Linked DNA regions of Mus musculus: region 2 is linked to region 1. The links are chromatin loops, found by intact Hi-C in ENCODE. Cell type or tissue: gastrocnemius. All regions are shown on one strand.

What was found. Hi-C counts contacts between places; a loop is a spot of excess contacts. Peaks named below come from ENCODE experiments on the same cell type or tissue, not always from the same donor. Only the 100,000 strongest peaks of a DNase experiment are listed, where the experiment ranks them.
Region 2: it touches region 1 in a loop (5-fold over the local background); 9 of 42 quality-filtered maps call a loop at or near these places.

Annotation. Positions count from the first base shown.
Region 1 is chr2:167,694,732-167,697,231 of GRCm38, reverse strand. A530013C23Rik (RIKEN cDNA A530013C23 gene) reads right to left here. Exons shown (of 2, transcript NR_110334.1): 2 at 1-1,905. Among named protein-coding and RNA genes, the nearest start is that of A530013C23Rik, 5.2 kb to the right of the region's middle. In gastrocnemius, no CTCF peak of the experiment used is centred here; a DNase peak (open chromatin) is centred at 1,114; H3K4me3 peaks cover 692 bases; H3K27ac peaks cover 2,500 bases.
Region 2 is chr2:167,752,759-167,755,258 of GRCm38, reverse strand. No RefSeq gene overlaps it. Among named protein-coding and RNA genes, the nearest start is that of Gm52570, 15 kb to the right of the region's middle. In gastrocnemius, no CTCF peak of the experiment used is centred here; DNase peaks (open chromatin) are centred at 1,194 and 2,307; H3K27ac peaks cover 2,500 bases.

The DNA of each region.
Region 1 (2,500 bases):
GCCACCCCTAAAGAGCCCAGATGGAAACCAAATTGTCCCCAAGCTATAAAATGAGTGGCCACTCAGCAATAAAAAGGACTAGCAAGTCACACACTGCCACTTAGAGAAACGTGAAGTTGGAGTTGGGGACCAAGCATGGGATTCCTTTAACACAATTCACAGAAATGGGTGAACAAGTTCTTGTTATCAGAACTCACGGTATAGTGGCAGGGGATGCAGCTTGTCTAGTGTGTACAAGGTCAGGGGTTCAATCCCCAACATTTCATGAAACTGGCATAATGTAGGTCTCTAATCCCAGCACTCCAGAAATAGAGGCAAGGGGATCAGCATTTTAGGGGTAACCTGGGCTACATGCCATACTGTCCTAACAACAAAATCAGAGTACTGATAACCTGGGTGTAGGGAGGGGCTCTTGGGCATTGGCTTGGCCCTTTGAGGCCCCCGGCAGGGACAGCTAAGTGCCTTTGCAGGTGTGATGGTAGACTAAGGAAGAGGAATCCACAGCAGGAGTTGGCCACATGGACAGACAGGATGAGGCTGTAAAGGAAGTCACACATGGTCTTGGAGTAGGCCTAAGGGGACTCGAGCAGGGTGCAATGCAGTTCTTGGAATGGCCTGGGAGAACCTCATGGCACATGCCTGGGGTCAGGGACGAAGGCAAGAGATGCCATGTCTGTGTATCAGTCACCAGCCCTTCACCCCATGAAGCAGGAGAAGCCGAGGCCCAGCAGGCCCTGACCTGCCCCGGTGTTCCCTTCTCCACAGCCCCTGCCCTGACTACCAAGCCTCTAAGGCGTCCTCCTTCTCCCAGGCTGCCTCTGTCCCTGCCAGGGCTGCAAGGCTGGGCCAGGGATCTGGTGACAGCTATAAAAATAATAACTTACCCTGCCAGCTCCCTGGCCTCCTGACTCGCCCCACAGCGATCTTGGTGGGCTGGCCCTTGTGCCTGACGAAGGTGCCTTCTAGCCCTGGCAGGCTGGCATCTCCAGGGAGCAGGTGCTGGTGGCTGGAGCTTAGGGCAAAGAGGTCATTCCAGGTGACAATAGTTGACAACATGCTCTAAGCGCCACTGCAGGGCCTGAACCTCTCTGACACTCGTGGGCCCCCTTTCTGGACTAGGGTGGGAAAGCAGGGTCTGAAGCCAGCTGAAGCCAGCCGAGAAGTTTCTACCCAGCCCAAGGGCCTGGGTCACGCCTGACCTGAAGCATGCTGAGAACTCCAGAGCCATCTGGAGACACCAGACGCCTTCACACATGACTTCTGTAATTCAAATGAATTAAATCAACCCTTTCACCTCATCTAACAGAGAGACCTTTTCTCTTCTCTGGGGAACGGTGTCAGCAGAACAGCCCAGACGAGGAAGCACTAGGCCACCCCTGAGAAACACAGGTGACAAAGAGGCCCAGTGAGCTCCGCGCTGTTTGAGCAAATGTGTCAGAAATGTATTCAGCTGCCAGTAACAGGAAACCGAGTGACAAAGGTCTCAATGAACAGGGATTTCTTTTCTTCACACAAACAAGTGCAGAGCAGGGTCAGCAAGGACCGGTGAGGCTCCTCCTCCGCCATCAGGACTGAGGCTCCGCCTCTGCCGCCAACGGGACTCAATGCCTTTTGTCTTTTGGGTTTGCTACTATGCGTGAAGCGTGAAGCGTTGCCCCTGGGGTCAAGATGGTCTCTGCAGCTCTAGACATCTGAGTTCCGGGCAGAATGTAGGAAGGACGGGATCCTGCAGAGATGTTCCCGGCAGCCCCTCCTACAGTTTATGCTCACAGCTCAGGGGGTCATTCCTAGCTGCAAGAGAAGCTTGGAGAATGTAGTCTCTCCACAAGGCAGCTGTTCCCAGACCTGAGCAGTCCCATGGCTGAGGGAGAAGAGGAGGTGTGCACACTTCACTGGCAACATTAGCTACAATGAAGGGGGAGGGGGAGAATGAAAATCTGTGGAAGAACATTCTAGAAGCTAACCAATGCCATCTCCAGAGGTCTCTGCATGAACTAACCTGTCAAAGCTTTTCAAAACACTGAGGAATGTTCCTATCACCCTGTCACGGCCAGAGTAAAGAAGTGCTTGCTTGTCCAATTCACGTGTACTGGACACGACAGATTCCGCTGCACTGTACAAGGGCAGTGGCTAACGCCCACCCTAAACTAGGATGGGATCATTTTAAATATGTCAGGTGAACCAACTCGTCCTCACTCCCTCCTTACCCCTATGAAGCCAGTTCGCTATTACTCCACTTGATAAGCAATGAATCAGAGGCACAGAGAGGTAAGGTAACATACCTAGGGCCACACAGCAAGAGTTAACAGGTTTATTTCTGGATATTAAAATTATGAGTGCTTTTGACTTTTTCATTATTATTATTATTAGTGATCCACATCTCTGGAAATTAAATAAAAACAAAATGTGTCTTGGACGTCCAGCCTCCACCCTATCTTACAGTCCTGAGACCATAGGAGGCCTGGCTTCCTTCTGCAGCATGGACTGTTGTCCACTCACA
Region 2 (2,500 bases), 58 kb before region 1:
AAGGTGTGAAGTGAGTTGCACACTGTCCCTCTGACTGCCCCGTCCTGCTCTGAAACCAACCAGTACTTCGTCCACGGTCTCATGGCTCCCAGGGCCAGGAGGGGATGGGCACGGTGCCGTGTCCTCACATCAGCTCCTCTTGACCTCTGCCATGTTGTCTCCTGCCCTGCCACCTGTCACCCGGCTCTGTCTGCTTCTCACCCCACCCCACCCCAGAAGCCTTGACTGTTCTTCACCCTCTGCAGGCCAACACTATCTATGTCCCCTCCCTCTCGGGTCACCTGTTAACTCTGAGGGTCACGAGCAAGGTCGGTGGCCGCACAGGCTCCCGACTCGGTCAGTTGACATTGAAGTGGGGAAGCCTCTCCCCTCTGGCTTCAGCTGACCCCAGCTGGGCCGATGACAGTGTCAGCAGTAAGGTGGTGACACAGAGGAGGCCCCTCTGTCACCCTGTCCCCAGGCACCTCTGAGAAGGTCTAAGATGAGGAACTAGGGTCTTCACCCACTTCTGTCATTGGGGTCCCTTATTCACAGCCCAAGCCATGAGGCCGAAGTGTCCAACACTGCCCACTGGACACCCTGCTGTCCCCAAAGTGTGGACACCCCTCCGTCCCTGACTCCTTGGCTTCTAGGAGTGGCCTCTGTCCCTCTCCTCCATACTGACAGAAACAGCTAGAAATGGAACAGATAGGGAAACTGAGGCTAAGAGAAAGAGTGCCCCCAGGATGTCCCCAGAGAGCATCAAGTCTTCCCTCTGCCATTCCTGATGCCTAAGACAGTGTTCACCAAGGGGCACGGTAGTCGTCAGGGCACACAGCACAGCCATAAGCTTAGGCAGATTGCTCCATGCCTGGAACCTCAGTTTCCCCATCTGAGAAGAGGGGGTTGTGTCGAATGATGCCTCGCAAAGTAGGGTTTGTGGTGAGGTTTGCTAAAGCTGCTGTGTGGTTAAGGCTCACTTATGGCCACCAAGCCTTAGCCTGTTTCATCGGTGATAGACTGTGACAGGAAAGACCCTAGTCTCTTGCTCAAGGCTGACAGAGGAGTAAAAGGAAGGGGCGGGGGCCAAGGCCAGGCCTGTGACTGGTAACTCCGGGCATTGACTGCACCCATCCCCTGGGGCCACTGCCTCTTCCACGAAGGGAATGCCACATCTTGCACAACACAGGAAGCGGGCCTGGACCCCATGTCCACCCGGCTGCAGACAGGACAGTCAAGGGAGGCCCCCCGCCAGGCTTCCTGTGTACTGAGCACACTGGACAGAAAGCAGAAGTAAAGCATGAAGTCACAGGGCGATTCTGGCAGCACCTTCCCCTCCCTGGCCGACTGTGCCACCAGCTTGTTCTGACTCCAGGGTCTTAGGTTCAAATCTTAGCTCTGGCCGGGCATGGTGGCGCACACCTTTAATCCCAGCACTCCGGAGGCAGAGGCAGGCGGATTTCTGAGTTCGAGGCCAGCCTGGTCTACAAAGTGAGTTTCCAGGACAGCCAGGGCTACACAGAGAAACCCTGTCTCGAAAAAAAACAAAAAACAAAAAACAAAAAACAAAAAACAAAACCTTAGCTCTGCCACTTACCAGCTGCGTGATTCTGAATCCTGCAGCTTAGCACACACACACACACACACACACACACACACACACACACACACACGTTCAGTGGCTGTGAGGAGATGCAACCTGCCCCAAGCTTCTCTTTTCTGGGACATTGTGGCCACAGTTGTCATTTCAAAGTCCCAGATAATTGTTGCCTGTGAAGCTTGAAGATATTAAGGTATCTCAGGAGAGGGTAGACAGAGGCCCTACTAGATAAATCAACACGAAAGGGGGACAGCTGAGATTCCCTCCTCACTCCCAAACCCACGCCAGGCATGACTAATCGATAAGGATTCGCTTTCCCAGGAGCTGCAAGGCAGCCTCAGAGACTTGCTGAGAGCCACCCTCCAACCGCTACCAACAGGAAGAGCACAGCATGTCTGTAACTGCACATCTGCTTGCTCAGATGCTGACAAAAAGGATGGAGGAGACACTGGACGGTGAGAGGTTGGCTGAGGTCCTTCCTGCCATCACGTCTACCTGTGACCAGGATACTTGGAAGCAGCCCAGAGGAAGGCAGGCAGGCAGGGGTACAGGCTATGGAGTCGGGTACAGACCACAGTAGGACTGAGGTAGGGAGACAGCTCTTGGCCTGCTCCAGGGAGGGGGTCCAGGGCTGACTGGGGAGAACTTGCTGGCTTCTTAGCCAGGGAAAGTCCAATGACCCACAGCCTGTGACTGGTTGTGTGAAAGGAAGACGGAGCCTGGGCTCTTGCCAGCCTGGCCACGTGCCCTGTGCTCCTCCTGGCTTTCTCCTGAGTTTGAGCCACCATCATCGCCCAGCTGGACACCGTGATCATCTTAGTCTGTCTCTCTGCTTTCTCTGTCCCCTACAGTCTACCAAGAGGACATGGGTACAGCTTCCTATAACTGCCTCCCCCGACTCTCCCCAAGTCTCCTGAGGGT